Regions from separate parts of the Homo sapiens genome. Here region 2 is linked to region 1. Evidence: chromatin loops called from intact Hi-C (ENCODE). Cell type or tissue: mammary epithelial cell. All regions are shown on one strand. Links, peaks and the distances in the headings refer to the core of each region. The heading gives the core; the rest is flanking DNA. Region 1 overlaps GLYATL1-AS1 (GLYATL1 antisense RNA 1). Region 2 has its middle 33 kb from the start of GLYATL1.

What was found. Hi-C counts contacts between places; a loop is a spot of excess contacts. Peaks named below come from ENCODE experiments on the same cell type or tissue, not always from the same donor. Only the 100,000 strongest peaks of a DNase experiment are listed, where the experiment ranks them.
Region 2: it touches region 1 in a loop (8-fold over the local background); 2 of 110 quality-filtered maps call a loop at or near these places.

The regions. Positions count from the first base shown.
Region 1 is chr11:58,962,273-58,965,181 of GRCh38, forward strand. All of the region lies in intron 5 of GLYATL1-AS1 (GLYATL1 antisense RNA 1), which reads right to left. Among named protein-coding and RNA genes, the nearest start is that of GLYATL1, 24 kb to the left of the region's middle. In mammary epithelial cell, for the core only: no CTCF peak of the experiment used is centred there; a DNase peak (open chromatin) is centred at 1,479.
Region 2 is chr11:58,904,542-58,907,450 of GRCh38, forward strand. It overlaps a transcript of GLYATL2 not described here and a transcript of GLYATL1 not described here. Among named protein-coding and RNA genes, the nearest start is that of GLYATL1, 33 kb to the right of the region's middle. RefSeq lists an enhancer at 843-1,342. In mammary epithelial cell, for the core only: CTCF peaks have their summits at 1,060 and 1,611; DNase peaks (open chromatin) are centred at 840 and 1,410; H3K4me3 peaks cover 1,099 bases; H3K27ac peaks cover 964 bases.

The sequences.
Region 1 (2,909 bases), core at 112-2,611:
AGAAACTGAAAAAAAATTTGAAAAAAAAAACCCAGTAAACATATTTCCTACATACTGAGATGTAGTATATGAAAAAACAACACAGGATTCAGGAAGAGAAGATGATGGAGGGAGAAAGAACAACAAATAAATAGGAAAAGAGCCTCCAGATAGGAGAAGATAAAAGGGAGAGGAAACAGGAAGGGGTCAGAACAGGCCTCCCTAAAAGCCTGGCATTTGACAGAGTGCTGCAGAATGAAGAGAGCCAAGCACATACCAGGGGGGTAGGGTTGCAGTCTGAGGAAGCACTCCAGGAAGCACCCAAGATGGTCCACTAGGGTGAACAAAGAACATACTTGAACCACCAGTTAGATTCACCTTCATCTAAAAAATAAGAAATTAAATGTGCCTGATATTTATTTAATATGTTAATTTCAAAACTATATATATATATATAGTTGATGCTCAAATCGTTAAAAATTAGGTATGTAAAATTAAAGCTCATAGATTACTCTTGCCTATGGCAAGGAGCTCCTGATAGGCAAGGATACATCTCACCCATCTCTGTATCTTCAGAATCCATCATATTATGTGGAACATAATAAGTATCAGTAGTATGTTGGGGGGAAAGATCGAAACCATGCTGAGCACCGGAATTCTGTGTAAATCTTTCAAAAAAAAATCTCTTCTACTTTATAGCAGAGTCCCTTTTCTTTTTTATTTTTAGTAGCAACTAGCCCCACACCTTGCAGATGAGCTCCTAAGAAATGAATGGGTGAATGAATGCGTGGACAGCGAGATGGATCAGTGAGTGAGGAACAGCGATTCGCAGGACCTGCATGCATTGAAATCCTGACAAAGCAGCCTCTGCAAGATAAAAGACCTTAGGCTTTGCCGTTTGACAGAAGTTAAAATTATTCAAGGGCTGTCCTTGGGCAATTTACTTGAAGTTTCATAATCTGTGAAACAGAAAATGAATTAAATAAAAAGATAATTGAGACAAACCTATAAAAAGTGCCAAAGCAGGATGCCTGGCATTAAGGGACGCTTCACACCTGTTATCTCTCACCCTATTCTCTCTTCACCCCTACTCCCGCCCGGCAGCTCCCCGCTGTTAGCACCAGAAATAGTTATCTGCTAAGAAAACGAAAAGTGTAATGCTGGCTTTACCCCGCGACGCTTTAAAAAACTCCAAAAACCCAGCGTGATGGGGGGTAGGTTTGCCTAGACACAGCTGAGGCAGCCTTAATAAACTGAGAGGAAGGTTAATTGTCAAAGAGGGTTGAGCCACTAGGAGCAGCAGCAACCTTGGACTAACAGGTGTATCTTCAGCGAGCACATGTCCCAGCACATGTCCCCACGCCCATCCTTCCATTTAGCGCCACAAACGCAGCCTCTTAAGAGAATGGGAAGTTTGGGAGTCACAGAACGGAAGCTACCATTGGCCTTAATGGATGTCAACCATTAAGGTAAGCTTGGGAGTCGGAGAACGGAAGCTACCATTGGTTTTAGTGAATGTCAATCTTCACCCGCCACTTTTCTTCCTGGCCTCCTTGCCCCTTCCTATTCTGCTGGCTAGTTCTCTCTCGTCATCTGCTGGCCGCACTCGGGAACATACCAAACGCGGAAACGCGCCTTAGCTTGCCCTGAATACCTGCAAACCGAGGGCTCGGCGTGGTTTTTAAAGGCTTGGCTAGCGTGCCCCCGGCGGTACTAAAAGAGGGCTGCTTGCGCCAATCTCATTCCCACAGGATGCAAGTACAGAAGCAGAGCGGACGCCCGGAAGGGGTCACAGAGAGACAGGCGGGGCGGTTGACCAGCTGACTGGACTCACTTTGGAGAAATGCAAATTACCGAGCCACAGTCCAACCAATGGTATCAAAACAGAATCTCTACAGATGTAGCTCAGCGAAGATGAATCTCGGCCTCACCCCAGAGAAATTAAATATATTGGGGGTACCCAGAATCCCCATTTTAAAAAACCTATCCAAGTGATAAGTTTGAACATTAAAGTACAGAGAATCACAAACTGGCAGAACTCTTTAACTTACAAAAAGGTAATGAAGACCCCCCAAGAGGAAAAGGAATTTGCCCAAGGTCTCCCTGCAAGATCCTAAGAAAACATGAGGCTCTAAGGTTAAAAACCTAACTGACAACCATTCCCTCCCGCAACTCGTCCTCTGACCTCTAGCAAACTATCCTGTCCTAATCTGTGAAATAGGAGCAACAGTTACACCTATCCCAGCAGGTGGCTGCAAATATCAAATGGGACCAAAATGAGTCAACTACCAAGCACCACCCGACTGGAACTACAGGTTGAACTAAATCTTGATCGCCCTACCCCTGTTCATCTCCCAGTACCACTGTATGAAGGTGGAGGTGAAGCCTGTCTTGAAGAGAGAGAGAGGCTCCTTGGAGCCTCTGGAGTCCGAAGGTAGATGTTACCTTCCTCTTGAGTGCATTGTCTTCCTAAGATAGGATGGACAACAGGGTCTATATGGAAAGTGTTGGCTGTCAGGGCTTCAAGTCTGGCTCCTAAGCTGTTGCTGGAGGGTTAGAGACCCCACTCCAGCTCTCTCTAAAATGAGGGCAGCTTGTTAGCAAGAGTGAGTGAGGTGAGCCCTCTATGAACCCATGGGAGGAGAGAAAACGAGCATCCCATATAAGCTTTTACATACCCCATTGCAAGCTCCATAATGTGGTGCCCAGGCCCTTATCTCTAACCCATCCCCAGAAGCCAATTCTCCTTAGCCCTTCCTGCCACTTCTTCCATTGTACATCCAGATGGTTCCCTTCTTCTCTTCTATCAAACTCCTACTCATCTCTCATCCATCAAGCCCAAATATAAATCTTTCTCTGTGATATACTCGCAAGTTAGAGGCAGTGGTGCCTTCCTCTGTATTCCCAGAACATGTTGTTTGCAACTCTAA
Region 2 (2,909 bases), core at 93-2,592, 58 kb before region 1:
GATCAAGTCTCCTTGTGCAATGATTTACTCTCCGATGCATATTAGTGCCAGTCATGTGCACTGCTTTCAGATGATTCAAGAATAACAGCGATTTGAGAAAGCTGTCTTTACGTTTTTCTCTTCCCTGTTTCTGTTTGATATTATTTTTACAATTACACTTCTAAAGTTTGCTCTTTCCAAACACCACAAGACCCGTGTAATTTAAGTGATTTCAGGAGTCTCTGTGTATTTTACATTAAGTTCAGAAACATGCTCATGATTCCACCAAAACTATCAACTTTTACATAAACATCTGTCCTTCTATGAGTTACAAAATAATTTTCACCATCATCTATTAATCCACCATCTTCTCCCCTTCTTTGACCAACTTCTCAAAAATAACACTCAATACTGAAGGCATCTCCTTCTATTCATGTTCTTAGACAGTAAGACGTTCTGTTCTTAAACAGTAAGATGTTTTCTCAAGCCCCATGCAAAGCACTTACTTGATTATCACTTTGGAGATACCCAACTCTGGAGTCTTCATCCGAAGGGTAAAGTTCCACACCCAGTAATGCGCCTCCTGGGAAACAGGCCTAAATACTCTTCATCTGAGGGGTAAAGTTCCGCACCCAGTAATGCGCGTCCTGGGAAACAGGCCTAAGCAGTGCTGGCCCCTTCCTCGTCCAGACTGGCATTGTCTGTGTTCGCCAGCCCCTCCACGAAGTTGGATCATTTGCGGAGCAGGCCAAGTCCCTCTAGACCTCACGCAGACGCGGGTGCAGCCTGCTCTGCGACTTGCAGTCAGCTGGAAGCTGGGCCTCTGCATCATCAGGGTGGAGCTCTCTCTGCTGCTGCCGCTGGATCCCGCCTGGATGCACGTCCCGCCACCGCCGCCGACCCATCAGCGGCAGAAGGGCAGCAATGGCCACACACCGAAGCACCTTGGCGGGCTATTCCCCTTGCAGCTCTCCTCAGCGCGCTGCTCCCACTCGCAATCAAAAGGCGGAAAAAGCGCGAAACCGCCAGGCATCTCCCATACCCACCCGGCTGCCGCGCAACCCCTCCTTGGCTTCCACTGGGAGACAGGGGACGCCGATGAGCAGGAAGAAGCAGGGCAGTGACTGCTTAGTTTATCCTGGTACGCGGGAACTGGCTGTGGACCGAGTGGTTCGGGGGAGGGGATCGCTGGGACCGGGATGGGTCATCTGGACAAATAGGGAGGGTGGGCGGGTGGGCGCGCAGTCCCCTCGGCCTGGCCGTCTGACCCGCCCGCGAGCGCGTGCGCCCAGGCGTGCACTCTCATCCCTTTTCCTCTCTTCAATCACTGTCTGGAGTGATGCGAATTAGCTTCCAAAGTGGATGAGAGGATGAATCATTTCCATCCAATGAGAGAAAACAGCCTCCAGAGACTCTTCGTCCATTGGCCAGCGAGAGTGTCAATTCCCAGGCTCCCTCCCGCGCGCCAGCCTGCTCTTCCAGGCGGGAAAAGTTCAGCTTAGACAGGCAAGAGAGAAGTCTTCCCAACACCTGCGAATCGGGAGCAGCGGGCACTAGCACGTGCACTGTCTGGTCAGGCTCGCCGGTTCTTTGAGTGGTTTTTCTGGTTCTGGGTCGGACCCGGAGTTAGGTGGATGGCCGGCAGGGGCAGTAGACAGAAGGATCTCAGCCCAAAACCAAGGAGGTTTTGGATGGGGAGCTGGGCCCCGCCCGTTGTGGTAATTCCCTTCCTGCCTCTCAGCTTCAAAGGCCAAGAGTGTTACTCCTGAAAAGATACATGGAGATCGTCTGGGTGTTCCTGAATCTCAAGAGTGTCGTTTGACCCTGGTGGATCCTTTCCTTCCCTGGTGCCCTTTGCACCCATAGAATGAGACCAGGTTCGGTTAAGCAGAGCAGAAACTTTATTCACTGATCAGGGAATGGAACAGGAGAGCTCCTGTTCAAAGTTCCTGGGGTGTAGTGAGGGGGTGCTTTTTAAGGTCTTTTAGGACTCCTAGGTGGAGACTGAGGACAAGGATTCCTGGAAAGAGGTGGGGCTTTCCAGGAAGACCTGAATGTGGCAGTCTCATTCTTTCTGTTGCACCACAGCACTACATGTGCCTAGCAAGGTGCATTTCTCCCCGGGGCAGAGATTTAGGTATGGTAATTAGCAAAGATTCATGTTAGGGTAGCGCTGCTGAGCTCTTTCCCATCTTGTAGCACGGTGGTTACTGACATCCAGCCTTTGTTTCTGTAAGCAAGCACAGCTGCAAGCACAGGTTACCTTCATAGGTTCTGGAGTTTTAGGAAAGCATTGAGGTCATTCTGTGGCCACATAGACGGTTGTTTAAACAACGCGGTGCTCATTTGAGGCGGGGGTTGTGGGATGAGGCAGGTAAAAGTGCAGATTCCATAGCTACACCCCGACATACTGAATCAGAGTCTGTGAAGGTGGGATGTGGAATCCTTTTTTAAAAAGCTCAGAGGAGCCAATTCACAGGAACAATAAAAGGTTGATCTGAGCCAAACTCCTTAATTTAGAAATGAGGAAATGGGGATCCCTAACAGAGGTACAGGGAGAGGGTTGGAGGAAAGTTACACCATAATAGTTTTAGGGTGGTTCTTTCCTGGCCTTGGAAAGTTTTCTCAGCCGGGGCTCTGATCAGTACACAGTTGAATACTTTAGGGGAAACCTCTTCATATATCCTGAGTTTTCTGTCTCTCTCTCTCTGCCTCTGCAGGTCACCCGCCAGGTTTGTGGCCTGTGATCTCTTGTCACCTTGGTCTCTCAGCTTTGTCTTCTGAAATCTGGACTTCCAATTGTCTTTGTCTTGCTGCCCTTCCTTGCGACACTGGCCTGGAATCCCTCACGGTAGTCTGCTGGAGTGGAATTTAGGACGCATCTCAGTTGTCACCATCTTTAATTGCATGATGTCTAGTTCCTTGCAAAC